Regions from separate parts of the Mus musculus genome. Here region 2 is linked to region 1. The links are chromatin loops, found by intact Hi-C in ENCODE. Cell type or tissue: left cerebral cortex. All regions are shown on one strand. Links, peaks and the distances in the headings refer to the core of each region. The heading gives the core; the rest is flanking DNA.

Region 1 (5,000 bases), core at 1-5,000:
TTTTGCATGGCCTGAGGTGGGTGAGTGCTGAGAGGCTAGGCCCCAGGCCCCTCCATCTGAGGATTGCTTCTTGCCGCAGATGAGCTTTTCCTGTCACTGTTAGAGACCCTGACGATTCCTGGGCACCAGCCCACCCTATTGGGCAGGGTTCCTACAGGTCAACATAAAGATGAACTTTTGTGAATGAATGCTGTTTAGATTAGTTAATGATTTTATAGAATTCTTTATTTGATTCAAATAATTTTAGGAAGAAAGTTTTAAGAGATGGTTTTAGCTGTTTTGCCAGAAAGATTAAATTAGAATTGAATAGAATGTGCCCACTCCTCATAGAATTGTAAGTAAAGGCTGCATAATAAAGGCTGCAGTAACGTCACAATTACACTAAAAAGAAAACTAGGCATGGGACAAATTTGTGATCAAGGAAAAACATTGATCAGATCCCAGGATGAAGCCTCAGATGTGCTATGATAAAGCAAGGCGTTGTGAAACTGTGGCTTTGAACTTACAACGAAACACTGCTTTGAGCTAAATATCAACATCCTTCTGTAACTCCCCTTTTGTGTAACAATTTATTTGAGGTAATTTCATAAAGAACTTTTGTCTAAGAAGGCATAAAAAAGCCAGAGAGAAGGGATAAAGTGTGGTATCTGGGGCTCTGCCCTACCCACCCATCAAATGTATGTGTGTATATGTCTGTCTGTCTGTACATACATGTGTGTATGTATGTATGAACACTTTGTGGAGTTGAGACAGGTGATCAGCCTCTACCAGTGTGTGTGTGTGTGTGTGTGTGTGTGTGTGCGTGTGCGTTTGTGTGTGTGTATGCATATTGCCTATGTAAAAGATTTTCTTTCTTGTATGACATTCTTTTCCTGGCTCTCAAGGAGTTAACAAACTCCAAGCTGCTCTAGCTGAGAGAAAAGAACAAAGACCCAGAGGAATCACTTGTTTACTGAATCCCCCACTGTTAAATAGCAGGAAGCCAGTGGTTTCTGGCCTCAGAATAGCAAAGGGTTAAGAAAGATAAATATTACAAAATAAGCAACATTCTAGCCCTGGCAGAATTTAGTTTTCCCCCTGAAAATCACAGTGCTGCCCTCATTGCTGCTTTCCAGAGAAAACTGGTTCTCAGGCAGGCTCCCAGCAGTGTGCAGTGTGTGTGTGTGTGTGTGTGTGTGTGTGTGTGTGTGTGTGTGTGTGTGTGTGTGTGTGTACGTACATGCATGTCTGATTGCTGGCAGTGCATAGAAAACTAAACAGCCTGTGTTGTGTTTTAGTTATATCTTGCTTCCATTTGCTGTCTCTCTGACGCTCATGCTGGCATAGGCGTGGTTTGAGGCTATTGCTCACAAAAGAGCAATAGCAAATTTAAGGAAGATTATTATTATTTTTGGAACTGGGTTCATATTTTTAAAATTCCACAGGAAAGAACCGGCAGAACCCAGCCCTGCGCTGGCAGAGTAACGCTGGAGAGTATAAGTCTGCCCTTTATACCTTTGCCTCTGTCTGCCCTGTGGAGGTACTGACTTTGGTCTACCTTCAAATGGAGCGTCAAGATTCAAACAGATTAAATCCCAGAATACGATAGGTGTTGTTTGGGAAGTAAGTTTAGAAAACTGTTTAAAATTATAAACCTTAGAAAATTGATGCTCTTCATTTTGAGGCTTACCTCACCTTAATACTTAAACATAATACAGAATATATTTATAGAAAGCTAAAAACTAATTTACAGAGTATAGATGCAAGCTTTCTAAAACAAATTGAAAATTAAATGTAATGACATTGTAGAATAAATAATGTAGCTTGGCTAAGTTACTGAAAGGCAGGGTTGGTCAGTGTTAGGAGGCCAGCGACTTAATTGGCGGTTGATCCAGTGGCAGTTTCCCTTTTGAAGCACGTGTTCCCCTCCAGAAATGGTGAGAAACAAGTGTGTGAGTTACATGTTGGGAAAAAACAATACAGTGCCTAGAAATAGGAAACAGCTTAAGTTCTAGCTAGAGAAAATGAAAAAGCTTCACATTTTGGGTTAAGACTTTTTTTTAAAGTTAGGGTCCCACTATGTAGCTCTGGGTGTCCTGGAACTCATGACGTAGACCACTGTGTAGACAAACTGGCCTTCAACTCAGAGAGCTGCCTACCTTTTTCTCCTGAGTGCTGGAATTAAAAGCACAATGTCCCACAATGCCTGACTTGGATAAGACAATTAAACATTTATTACTGCTTTCAAAATTTATGTGCAGTTATAATATCCTTCCAGTTAAAGGCACATGTAGAGATAGTTTTTAAGAAAAATGATGAAAACTGAAGACACATTGCTTCAACTTTGAGCAACTTCGTGGTTTGGCCTCTAGGGGTTGAGTCCTGAGCCCTTGCCTTGAGTCCTCTGCAATGCCTGTCCCCTCCCTGGCCTGGTACTGAGGAAAGCATTTCCTCCCTCAGGTTTAGTATATTTCCATACTTTGTTGCTTAAAGTGCATTTTCCTTTTAGCTGCTCTTTCAGCTCATTATTGACTACCTGACTGAGTTCAGTTCCACACCCGCTGTCTTTACCATGATAACTGAGCAACTGAAGAAGACCTACTTCAACATCCTCATCAAGCCCGAGACTCTGGCCAAGTAGGTGTACAGGATGCGCTGTGTTTGGAGGGCCCCTAGGAGGAGGTGTATGCATTGCTGAAGTAAATGTTGACGTGCCAGTGCCTCAGCCTTCCTGCTGGGAACTTAACTAAGGTTCAGAAGAGCACAGAGGGAGCAGAGCATAAGTGTCAGTGACTCGGAGCCCGAGTTAATCGCAGCTTACATGGGCACATGTGTCTGAATCAGACAAAGATGCCCTTGGGGCACTCGTCATCAGCCTGTAGAGAGCTTAGTGGGAAGGGCAGAAAGGCTCCTGTGAGTGGACACAGCCTTTTCTTTTCCATGTGGCTTTAAGCCCCTTGATGATTTCCTTGTTGGGCGTCTGTAAACGGTCATCAAACAGCCTGACCTTAGACATAGGCCCTGCTTTTGTTTTATAAATGACAAAGAAATTGAATTACAGATACTAGGAACTCTAGAAACCCAGTAGCCATTAGGAAGGTGGTTTGGAGATGGACAGTGAGGTCAGTCTGAGAATGATCTAGGGCCATTACCCAGACTCACTATAGTTATAAAATAAGACACGGTAATTATAGACACTATAGAGTTAGCTTCTAGTAATACAAATTAGTGAAACGTCTAACAAAAATAGCAATAATTTAAAATTTGTGGACAATTAGTTAGATTTCACTCACTTAGCAACTTATGTGGAATATTTCACTCTATATCTGAGACAGAAAGGTGTGTTGCACTGGTGAGTAAGCCCGTCTGGAACTCTGCATGCATGCAGTTCTTATTCCTGTTTTGGTTACTATGGTGATTTTCTTCAATTTAAGTTATGGTGGGAATCATCTGTCTTTGGAAACACTTCTATTGCATCTTGATGTAAAATTTTTAAGATACATTCTTACAACATTTTAAAAAAATGTCCTTTGTACAGAGATGTGCGGCTTTTAATTCTGGAATATTCCCGCTGGTCTATGATTGACAAGTACCAAGCTTTGATGGATGGCCTTTCCCTTGATTCTCTGCTAAACTTTGTCAAGGATTTTAAATCCCAACTTTTTGTTGAGGGCCTGGTCCAAGGGAATGTCACCAGCACGGTGAGTGGGTGTTCTTAAGATAGATAGGCGGGGCCTGTCAGTGCGCTTTCTGATCTGAAATCATATTCTTCTTCCCTAAATGGTTTGGTGGGTCAGCACTGTCAGCTGGTAGGAGTTTCCAGCCCAACGCTGGGCAGCTGGCGTCTTCTGAAGAAGACTGGTTACAATTGAGTGACCGGTTTGTTATTAGTTTGGTGTTAAGAGCATATGTGGAACCTGTAATGTAGAGACAAAGTACATACATGCACAGCCAGCCCCTGTGTGCCAAGCTTGGCCGAGCTAAGAATGAGGTGTGCTTCTAGTTATCTAAAGAAGACAGAGTGGCAGAAATAGAAGAAGGGGCCAGTAGGGCTGGAAGGGAGAAAGAAGAAAGTTGTTTAATAAGTATAGAGTTCTGATTTTACAAGATGGATTTTTTTTTAAACTATGTCTCACAAGTGTGACTTTTATACTTTAAATTTTTATACACTTTAAAAACTGGCAAAATGATAAGCTGTGTTATATGAACGTAATGTGATAAATGAAAAGAAGTGCTTAGGAGACAACTAGGAGGAAGACATCCAGACCCTGGGTGACTGGGTAAGGCATGGAGGGAAAAGGGGCTCTGTGCTGGGGTGGCCTTTTGTTAGAATATAAAAAGGGTCACACTTAAACTGTGTCTTTTGTTTTCCCGTTTCTTTCTGGGGAGAATAGAATTACAAAACCAGTCTTGGTTTCTGTTCTACCAACAGAAAGACCTTCAGAGTCTCAATATCAAGAAAAGTAGGACTAGCAAGCTGTGTCAGACCCAGTGCGGGGACCAGGAGGGACTGAGGACATAGTCAAATAGCCACAGAAGAAATGACTCCAGAGTTGAGCCACCTTCGCTCATTATCTTATGTGTAGAACAGAAGGGATGTAGGAAGTCCCAGGGCTGTTCTGTTACTTATCTGTCCAGGCTGTGTCAGCTGGCCCAGACTTCCAAATTATAGCGCTGTCCATAGCATGGCCTAGCTAAACTAATGTGAAACTGGAAACTTAAAAACTGTGGGCATGCTAGGCAGAGAGGGGCAGCTTGAGACAGTATTTGATAAACAGAACTGGCCTGATAAATGCTGGTCCAGCATTTAGGTGATAGACTCTCTGCTTTCTTAGTGCTGCAAGGAATTAGAGAATTGCAATGACCACGTTACAGATGTTTGCTTCTCTTTTTATCTTTTAGGAATCGATGGATTTCCTAAAATATGTTGTTGAGTAAGTATTGGTTTGGATTTTCTCTTTGAGGTTTACGTGCCCTTCCCAGAAAGAAGCATTAAGCTGTAGCTCAGCTAATTGTTACTC
Region 2 (11,038 bases), core at 3,136-8,135, 67 kb after region 1:
CTCCCACAGCGTCTCAATCTCCGTATAACCCTGCTATGTCAGCTATGCCCTCTCTCGGTCTTCTGGGTCTTCACCTCTCACCCCTCAACACCAGCCCTTCTCTCGTGGCCAGAGGTTGTATGCTGGATATGTTCAGTCTACTAGTTTGCTTCTCTGCTCTGCACTATTCCAGATGCCTCTGGCTGTTCGACCCTCATTTCTACAATAAAAACCTTCCCTGTAACCAGACCATGGAGTGGTCATATCTTCAGTTTATACAACTTACCCACTTGCTAAACACCTACAATGTTCTACTGGGCTCAGAAAGCCAAACTCCAAGTGCCACACTTGTGGATGTTCGAACTGAAGGGCACTTAGAAAAAGTATCTGATTTTCTCATGTTCCCCTTTTCTCCCAAAGCAGCAAGAGATTCTAGAATTCCTCTACCCTCAGCTCCCAAAGCAGCAAGAGACTCTAGAATTCCTTTACTCTCAGCTCGTCTTAAGAACCATAACCCTTCTATCCCACAACAGACAGAAACCTTGCTTTCACCTTTCCCCCTACATTAAAGAAATCCTCTGATCAGGCCAGGGTACAGTGGCACATGCTTATAATCCCAGGATTTGTGGTGCAAAGAAAAGGAAATCATGAATCCAAGACAAGCCTGGGATACATGGTAGGGTTGTCTCAAAAAGACAAAAACTAAAACAAGGCAAAACAGAACAAACAAACAAACAAACAAACCTCTCGAGACCTGTGCCTGACAGTAAGTCATAAATCTTTCATTTTGGAAGGAGTCCTGGCCCATTGCCCAGTAGGAATGCTACCCTGACTGACTCCAGACAAGCTTTTCATTATGTCTATTATTGCATTACATCACAGTTCTCTATCCAATAATATTCTATGTAGCTATCCATAGATAGCCATAGTCAACTTACAGAAACAAGAGTTTTTCCTGGGTCTTTGGGTGTTCATTGTGAGAACCTTCTGTCATATAAAATTTGATAAATCTGTTAAGAATTTCTCTTCAGAGTAAGGAAACATAAGGAAGAGACCAGCCTACATGGCCAGACACTCCCTTAGTGACAAAGACACCAGGGATACAAAGATGAGTAAAAACCTTTATTTCTAGCAAATTACAACCTAATAAGAATCTGACATGTAAATAAAAAAATTAACATTTAGCAAAATCTGTAAGAGATATGAACAAATTCTGTAACGGACACAAAGTAACTCACTGCCTTGTTTATACAGCAAGGGAAAGGCAATGGGTGCAGGCACTAGGGTTCAGCCCAAAGCTTAACCACCTGAAATGTGGTGGCAACCTAAGCAAAAAGGAAAGACTGAAGGAAAGAGCTCATAGGATAGACTGATCTAAGGAGAAACCGCTCACAGGGAGCACCTTAAGCACCTACAGCTGTGGGATGAATGCATACCCACTGTCGAGGGCCTTATAGGGATGCCAGGAACTGGACTTGGGCAGGCACCCAAAGCAGAAGCATGGCAGTGACTCAGTCAATGTGTTTTTGAGTGAAGAGGATGGGTGGGGCTTGTCTCACTTTCGTCAGATTTCCCAAAAGTCCAGCTGAGAGAGGTCAAAGGACTCAGAGCTGTATCATACAAGAAAACCTGTTAAATCCAAGAGATATTACTAAAGAGCTTTAGATGTGGGGAGTAGGGCACTGTGCTCAATATATTTTTTCAGCCTCTCATTTACTGAGACATGCTTCAAGTACAATGTCATTCCTGTTCCAAACCAAACTAAGGGCACTCAACTTCAAAAAAAAATATTGCTTTGTTTGAATTCTCAAAACTAAAATCCCTTTCTTAATGATGTAAGCTTGCCCTGGAGTACATTAAAACAATCGAGCTTCTATTTAAGTAAACTTGTAGAGATGCACAAAAACCAAAAGTTTAAAAAAAAAATCATCCCCCAAAAAGTAAGACAAGAAACGTTAGTACTAGTAACTACAGGACTCTAATGGTTGTTCCGACACAGGCTGTGTTCACAAGGATGACCTGTGAGTAATCTCATGAGACCTCCTGTTTTTTAAAAACGTTCGCTGTGAACGTTTTAAACTTCAACTACCACTTTAAGACCACTGCCAGCTTTCACACTGAAAAGCCTGGAAATAGTTACTTGGCTTTCAATTTCTGTAAGGCAGCTAAAAAGTAAAACAATTTAATAACGCAATACCAAACCTTCACATTAAAAATGTTCTTCAACATAATTCTCAATCTTTTATGATTTTAAAAAAAAATGTTTTTTTTTAAGTACAGCAGAAAGGCCAGCAGGAGCCTTCCCTTCCTGCTATATTAATCACAGGCAACTTTCTACAACTGAGCTAAAACTGACAACCTTAAAGCCTTCCCTATAGTTGTCCCGTGAACCCCATGAAACTATACGGAAGTTTCCAAAATATTTACAGCAGCTACTTAAAAACAAAACCACCTCATTCCCTAGCCACCCAGCCACAAACAGCAGCATCCATCACTGATACACAAATACAGGGCCAAGCTCCAGCACAACGCCTAGATATCCCAAATTCTACATTTAATAGGCTGGGTCAGAGTTGAGCTTTCGAGTTTAGAGCTCAACTGAAGTGATTGTGCGTCAGCCTTCTAAAAGAGAACCGAGTTCCACACAAGTATTTCCTAAGCAGGACAGCGGCGCCACAGAGGGGGGCTTGGGGGCGTGGGCTGAGGAGAGGCGGCCCCTCGCCAGGGGGACCCAAGGGTCTACTCACTCCGCAAGCGGCCAGCAGGAGAGCCATTCGCGGCGGCCGGCCGCCGTCTCAGGGGAGGGGCCCTTCCCCAACCCGGATGCCCCTCCGCGCCCCGCACCCCAGCCCTGGAGCCGCTGGAGGACGCCCTCTCCCGCCCTCCCCCGCCCTCCCCCTGCGCCGCGGTCCAGACGCAGCCCCAATTGGCTGGCCCTGGCAAAGAGGTCCCTGGCGATTGGCCACGGGTCACCTGCATGGGAGGTGAGCGGCTGGCGATTGGCGGTTGGCCCCGTTGGGCGTCAGGGCTGAAGGAGCCGCAAAGGAGCCGCGAAGGAGCCGCGGAGGCTCAGGGTTCCCACCCGCGAGAGCTGGGAATAGGCCTGGAACTGGCTTCACCTGCGCCAGCGGCTTCGACCATCACCATATTTTGGCAGTTGCTGAGCTCAGAAGTTCCACCTTGATAATTGATTTTTGCCTCCACAAAGTTGTTTCTGTCGCACGAGGAAGGCGGGAGAGGAGGAAACACTACAGTCTACCAATAAACAAGAGCTTGGGTGTCTGTTTTACTTGTAGGTGACACGTCCGTGGGCTTGCTGTTTTGACAGCACCATAAGGAGTGTAGGTGGCTTGTGAAGAACTTCAAGAATCCAAATGGTGTAACTGCGAAGTTCAGGCTTGGAGGACCTGGACAGAGGCCCAAAATGCAGGAAATCACAGACACCAATGATTGGCATTGTTCTGGAGGAACAAGATGCTTTTCTGTACCTTTTTTCCTTGGTATCTTGGCCTTTCCTAAGACTCATCGAAGCATCCAATTGTTTGCTGTCATTTTTGTGGCACACAGAGTTCAAGAAATAATCAACTACACTAAAACTACACTGCTGTACTCACTGTTTATGTTTTTTTTTTTTAGTTGATGTAAACTGTTGCAAAATGTTCAATACGAGGCTCATTCTGATTCCCCCTTTATAAGCATGGAGTTCTCCCATGATCTCTACCTCAGTAAATGAAACCACTATCATCCATTCTAAAATGCAAACTAAAAATGTGTTTTCAATTCCAGTTCTCCTCGTATCCGAAATAATGGCCCTTGGAATAATTTCCTCACTAGAGTCTTCCTGAATCTACCAATTCACTCTCAACATAAGAGCTAGAGTGTATTTCCATAGCATCTCACTATCAATTAAGAAACTTGCCACAGCTTTGCATGGTACAAAGGGATATACCTCAGTACTTAACACTGAATGGTACAAATGTTTTATAGCCCTACCTGCATCTTTCAACTTGCACCCCTAGATTTCTGCCCTCCACACGGTGGTCCTTTTGAAGAGTCTTTAATTTGCCAAGGACCTTCCAACTTAACCTTGTGACAGCTGCTATCTCCTTCACACTATCTCCTTCACAATAACTCCTGACTCAATTTACTTCTCACTATCATCTCTATACAAACAACGTATATTCTTCTGATTTTGGGTCATCAGTAGCCCATGAAATTTTTTCGTGGAAGTTAACCACGGCTATAATTTTACATTATGAGTTCTTTAGTAATTGTTTTGACTCTTAGTTCATATTGATAAAATGTGACTATGGTGGTTTGGCTGAGAATGGCTCCCATAGGTCATATGTATGAATGCTTGGTCTCCAGTTTGAACTGTCTGGGAAGGATCTGGAGGTTTGGCTTGGTTGGTAATGTAGCTCAGTGGTTGTATGCTTGTCTATGAGGCCCTGGATTTAATCCTCAGTAATAAAGACAAAATGATCTATCAAGTCATGTTATCATACTTTACTTCTCTGCTGTTGTGATAAAACACTGACCAAAAAGCATGTCTGGAAGGGTAAAAATCTTAGTTTACAGGCTATGGTTCATTATTGAGGGAGACCAGGGAACACAAGACAGGAACTTGAAGCAGAAACCAAAAGAGAAACTCTGCTTCCTGCTTGCTTCCAGCACTTGCTTGGCTCGTTTTATTACATAACCTGTCCAAGGGCAGGACCACCTAAGAGGGCTGCTTCCCACCCCCATCAATTAGCAATCCAGAAAATGCCCCCCAGAGTTGCCTACAAGCAAGCCGAGGAAGGCAGTCTCTCAAGACTCCCTTTTCTCAGGTGACCACAGCTTGTGTCAAGTTAATAAAAACAAAAACCTAAGCAATACACACGTAAAGATCAAGAGGAAACAAGCACAGTCTCCTAACTAAGAAGCCTATCCCGGGGCTGGAGAGGTGGCTCAGCGGGTAAGAGCACTGGCTGCTCTTCCAGAGGTCCTGAGTTCAATTCCCAGCAACCACATGGTGGCTCATAGCCATCTGTAATGGGATCTGATGCCCTCTTCTGGTGTGTCTGAAGACAGTGATAGTGTACACATATACATAAAATAAATAAATTAAAAAATAACTATCCCAAAAGAATACAATTCCAAATACTACCTATAACATTTTAGGGCAAAGCAAAACTCTGGAGACTATAAACAGTGAGGGCTATGAAAAGAGAAGGATAGACAGGTAGAATGTCAAATATCTTTTTAAAAAATTGTATGTGGGATTTTATCTGCACGTGTGCACATAAATCATGTGCAAGCCTGGTGCCCATTGAGGCCAGAGGACATCAGAGTCCCTAGAACTGGAGCTACTGTCAGTCATAAGCTGCTTCATGGGTGCTGGGAACCCAAGCTGGGGCCTCTGGAAGATCACCCAGGTGTTCTTAATTGCTGGATCCTCTCTCTGGCACCCAGAACATTTTTAAGGTAGGAAAAATACTATGTATGATACTGTAAAACCATACGATACAAAGTTGTCCAAATTCATAAGCATTATAAAGAATAAACTAACTTTAACATTTTTTTCAGCTAGCAGTGGTGGTACATGTCTGCAAACCCAGCACTTAGGAGCTAGAGGCACGATCATCCTTGCCGAAATAGTGAGATGGAGACCCACCTGCTATGTGAGACTCTGCATCGAAAAAAAAAAAAAACTCAACAAAACAAAACCTATGTGTTGTGCAATAATGTGTCGCTAGAAATCAGTGAGGACAAATGTACCATCCTGGCAGGAAATACTGATAATAGGGGAAGCCATGCACGTGTGGGGCAGGGATATGAAAAAACAGGAAATCACTGAATCAATCTCTCTCTCTCTCTCTCTCTCTCTCTCTCTCTGTGTGTGTGTGTGTGTGTGTCTGTCTGTCTGTCTGTCTGCCCCTCTCTGGCTTGGAACTGAAAACCACTCTAAAATATAGGATACTTTGTTGTGTTCTACGCCAAACCAATTGTTCTCTTGGCACTGACCCTGAACACAGGCAAGTGCCTAGAGCAGATGTAGGACAACTCAGGTTTCAGCAGTGGTCTATAAAGCCTAAACGTTTTTGCCTGTCTGTCTTCAGAAAACTGATGTCAGCTAGTCAATTCCTATGTAGGAACTTAGGCCAGATGGAGCACATATATCACTTGGCATATGGGAGAAGCAATACCTATCTTACAACCAAGGGAAAGTGTAGTTAACACGCTGTCAAACAGAAATATTTTGTTCGGAATTAGAATCAGCAGCCTCTGCACGGGCCCACGATGCCTATTATAGTGCAAGTCCTGCTCACCACTGAACCCTCAGCCTCTCCTCACAAGGGACTGGCATAACATCGGATGCTTAGAAATGCCTGCGGGGATGGAAGGCCAGAAACTGTGCTCTAACAGCCTCAACACACTGAAGGGAGGTGAAAAGAGCCAGTCTAGGGGACACACGGGAAGAAGAGGACAAGAGACTAGTTTTTCAAATTTTAATTATATTTTGATGGATACTATTGCCCTAATTTTCATAGATAAGATTCTGCATTGGTCAGTTAACTTTATTCTGAGAGAACGTCTAGATTTTATTTTTTAAACCTACATTACTAAATTCAGTAAGAAACATTCAGCTCTTTGCCACAGGTAAATAAAATCACTTTCTATTATTTAATTCTCAAATTTAAAATATTATATAACTTTTAAAATCTCTGTGTATTATATCAGGATTAGTAAGGTTAGAAATAAAAATGTGTTTATTTCTAGAGAACGGTATAGGAGGAAACTATAGTATTTTATATATTTTTAAGAAGTTTAATTTTTTTCTTTTTCCCTTTCTTTCTTTCTTTCTTTCTTTCTTTCTTTCTTTCTTTCTTTCTTTCTTTTGTTTTGTTGTTGTTGTTGTTGTTTTGAAACAAGGCTTCTCTGTGTAGCCCTGGCTGTCCTGGAAGTCACTCTGTAGACCAGGTTGGCCTTAAACTCACAGAGATCCACCTGCCTCTGTCTCCTGAGTGCTGGGATTAAAAGGCTTGTGCCACCATACCTGGCTGAGTTTAAGTTTTTAAGCCATGTGTTGTTCATGTCATTATCACATTTTATTTATGTGTGTGTGTGTATGTGTGAGAGAGAGAGAGAGAGAGAGAGAGAGAGAGAGGGAGGTTAGCTCTCTTCCTCTATATTTACAGTTTCTGGGGGTTGAACTCAGGCCACAAGGCTTGCATGACAAGTGCTGTGACTTGCTGAGCCTGTTGATTTTAGAAATCGAATTACCACTGTGGTTTCTGCTCTCTTCTTTATAGTAGACTGGCTCCATAAAGACAAGGACCATGGGTAGTTTATACACAGACAGACTCTTGGCAATTATTATAATATGTAGAATACAGTGAATTTGAATAAATACTCAACTAAATACATAACTTCTCTATACTCTTTGTATGTTCTGAGTTGAACATGCACCACTTAAGATTTAACATCTTTATATAGGGAAGGCAGAAAAGCACACACAAGATTTCTATTAAAACACACAGTGAAAATGAAATTCTGGCAGTTAAAGGAACCTAACCTCTAGCTATCTGTAAAAACGAACCATCTGTTCTTAGTTGCTTCTCAGAGTTCAGAACAGACGTGCTATAACTAGACCAAGAAAACTTACCAGAAAAATGAATCCTAGAGAATCCTAAATTCTAACTTAAGAGCCAAAAATTTCCCTCAGAAAGAGCAAAGGCTCTGATGAGAGCCTCAAGGAGAAGTTGGAGGAAGCCGGACTAAGTGGCTTCTTCCCCACACTATGTTACCTGTGGAAGACATGACACATCAGTACTGCAGGCACTTCCTTTTCGTGGGAGTAGGGGTGGGGCACTTGAAGGAAAAAGTTAAACACACCCATTTTTCTACATAGTGCTAAAAATAGATCTAACAAAGCCAAGGGAAACGACATAGTTGTAGAAAACAACTGTGTACTCAAAAAGTACTTGTATTAATTTAACACTCAAGAAAAGTTCTCAAAATAGTCTCATATTCGCTGGCCATGGTGGCACATACCTGTAATACTGCCAAGAGCAACAATTAGGCAATTAAATGAAACTACAGGCATAAACTGAAAGACATGGACAGACTGACATGCCAAGGGCAACCAATAGAGTTGGGGAAAAGAGGGAAGAGAACCAAATGTCCCACCAAAGGGGAACCCAGAACCAGACCAGGTGTTCCTCCAGTGGGAACCAAAGAGGAAGCAGTATGTCCCCTGACCTCCTATGACCCTGGGAGCAATACTGTGTGCAGTTTCTCCTTTCTTAGATTCCAACCAGACAGCTGCCAAACAGAAAACAAAAAACAGGCTCACCTCTGGAGGTTTTGAGCTTCAAAATGAAATTGCTCAATGCAGATGATAACAAACCAGGGGCCTGGGTAGAGTGATTGGATTCCTGGCCAACGCACCAAATGTGGGGTTCGCTTACATCCAACATAACTCAAACATCAGGTAAATGTAAATGGCAAAAATGTATTGTAATCAAGCCGCTACTGATCGATCAGGGCTGCAGAACAGACTTGGGAGCTGAGCTGTGACCTTAAGGGACACTGCACAGCATAGAGGATGAAACCATAAAGCGATAGGGAGCAGGGTGGGTTCTAGCATTGTCTAGTCATAGTTTGAGGTTGATCAAGGAAGTTTCCATCCATCAGGATAGGAGTAGGTCCCTAGGCCTGGAAACATGAACTTAGTTTGACTATGCCAGAAAGATGGAGAAACTGTCCTTGAGATGTCTGGACTCAGGCAACTGTTTCCTTATAAACTGTCTCTGAGATGTCTGGATTTGGATAACTGTTTCCTTATAATGAAAGTTGTTCAGTTATTGGGAAGTATCCAGCTCCCTTAGGGCCTGAAACCTTGAATTTAGTTTCCTCCTAATCAAATGGAGTCTGAAAATTAAATGGTAAGTACTTAGAATAAGTTTCTTTTGCTTGTTCCCACTATACCAAGCCTGACAACCTAAGTTTGATCCCAAAACCCACATAGTAGGAGAGAACTGATTCCTACAAGTTGTCTTATAACCTATACAAACCACACACACAGCAGGGAGGGAGGGAGGGAGGGAGGGAGGGAGGAAAAGAGAGAGAGAGAGAGAGAGAGAGAGAGAGAGTGAGAGAGAGAGTGAGAGAGAGAGAGAGAATATGCCCCCTAAATAAATAAATATAGTCAAATTTTAAATGAAAGATTTCTATAATCATGAAAGTCAAGGAATAAAAATCAAAGCGCCTGAAAACTACTAAAAGACTAGTTTCTCGGTCTCCTAAAAACTGAGTCTGTGTTACTCATACAAGCCTGGCAGCTGCGTAGCGATCATACTTCAGTGTCTCATTTTTAAAAAGGCTTCCCATGGACTCCAAGCTTCCCAGTCTTGATAGAAACTGCTAGCACATCTCACTTAGTATGCTGATGCTGACCTTTTACTCACAGGTTAAAGGATACTTCTGGGTACAAGCTACCAAGCCTTCCTTACTCACTCAGCCTCGCTCTTATAAAAGCTGTTGTCTCCTTTCTTTCTAGGAGTTTGAGATAAACACAAAAAAGGGTACTCTAATTTTATTTCTGTTGCTGTGATAAAATACCCTGACAGAAAGCAACACAGGGGAAATGGGTTTCTTTTGGCTTTCATTTCCAGGTCGCAGTCTATCATCATGGGCAGTCAAAGCAGGAACTGAATTCAAACAGCTCGTCATCTCACAGCCACAGTCAAGAGCAGGGAGAAACACACACACCTACTCTCTGGCTGCCTTGCTGTGCTCAGCCTGATAAGTTTTCCATTTATATAGAGTCCAAGACTTCCTGCACCTAGGGAATCTTGCTGTCCATGGTGAGCTGAGTGTTTTCACATTAACTTAATTAAGACAGTTCTTCTAAAACATGCCCAGGCCACTAGAAGACCATCCCTCTTTGAGACTCCCTTCCAAGTGATTCCAGATTGTGTCAAATTGACAAAACTATCCTTTACTGGGGTAAATTACAAAACTGTTGAACAGCAGCAAGGAAATTCTATTTTGTTTTTAACCTAAGGTACAGTACACACAAACTGTATATTTAAGAACAGTTAAAGCACCATTTCTTGTTCCTTTTAATCACAGCTATTGTAAAGCTATTTGCTATATAAAAATATTTTAAAATTTATTTAATATTATTGGGAGTATGCATATGCACACATGCACATGTGTGCATACATTATGGGATGCTGTGTTGTAGTGTATGTGTGGAGGTCAAAGACCAACTTTGTAGACTTAGGTTCTCTCCATTCACCTTTATATGGGTTCTGGGTATTGAACTTGGGTCACCAGACTTGCAAGGTAAATACCTTTACGCACTGACAACTCTCTAGACTATAAATATCTTATTACCAACTCATGTGTAGCACAGACTTTAAAAAAAAATGTAACGGTCTATGCTTAAACAGCTGCCTGAGAATTCAAACTGAGCTCTAAAGCAGTCTCTACAACGATGCATAATCACTTATTTAAAAGGTGATGTGTATGTATGTATGTATGTGACTGTGTGTATGACTGCATGTGTATATATGTGTGCATGTGTGTGTGTTACATGTACCCATGTTTTCACATGCATTTGGAGGCTGAGGAGTATGTTCTATTATTCTAAACCTTAGTCTCTCAAGACAATCGCTCACTCAACTGAACTGAACTGAACTGAACTGAACTGAACTGAACTGAACTGAACTGGGCTGGGCTGGGCTGGGCTGGGCTGGGCTGGGCTGGGCTGGGCTGGGCTGGGCTGGGCTGGGCTGCACTGGTTGTTAGACAGCAATCCTGGGGACTTTTCCATCTCAGCATCCCCACGACACTGAAGTTACAGGTGTGCAGGGCTATGTCCAGCATTTTCTTTATGTGGGTGCTGGGGAGTCAAACTCTGGTCCTCACACTTGCACAGGAAGTGCTCTGACCCCTGAGCCATCTTCCCAGCCCCATGAAGCTGTCAAGTCAGCTTAGTAGCAACATTAAAGCAAGGCTTCCAAGACATGCTGTTACCTACAATGAGGCCAGCACTTATACTTGGCCA

What was found. A loop is a pair of places that touch in the nucleus more often than their neighbours do. Peaks named below come from ENCODE experiments on the same cell type or tissue, not always from the same donor. Only the 100,000 strongest peaks of a DNase experiment are listed, where the experiment ranks them.
Region 2: a loop joins it to region 1, with 4 times the contacts of the local background. A loop is called at or near these places in 1 of 42 quality-filtered maps.

The regions. Positions count from the first base shown.
Region 1 is chr4:109,051,409-109,056,408 of GRCm38, forward strand. Nrd1 (nardilysin, N-arginine dibasic convertase, NRD convertase 1) reads left to right here. Exons shown (of 31, transcript NM_146150.3): 21 at 2,489-2,616; 22 at 3,518-3,680; 23 at 4,882-4,913. Among named protein-coding and RNA genes, the nearest start is that of Gm32581, 25 kb to the right of the region's middle. In left cerebral cortex, for the core only: a CTCF peak has its summit at 2,338; DNase peaks (open chromatin) are centred at 3,419 and 3,666; H3K27ac peaks cover 1,314 bases.
Region 2 is chr4:109,115,169-109,126,206 of GRCm38, forward strand. The region is part of intron 4 of Osbpl9 (oxysterol binding protein-like 9); the gene reads right to left. Among named protein-coding and RNA genes, the nearest start is that of Gm52703, 12 kb to the right of the region's middle. In left cerebral cortex, for the core only: a CTCF peak has its summit at 5,042 (motif pointing left); DNase peaks (open chromatin) are centred at 3,318, 6,209 and 7,616; H3K4me3 peaks cover 298 bases; H3K27ac peaks cover 265 bases.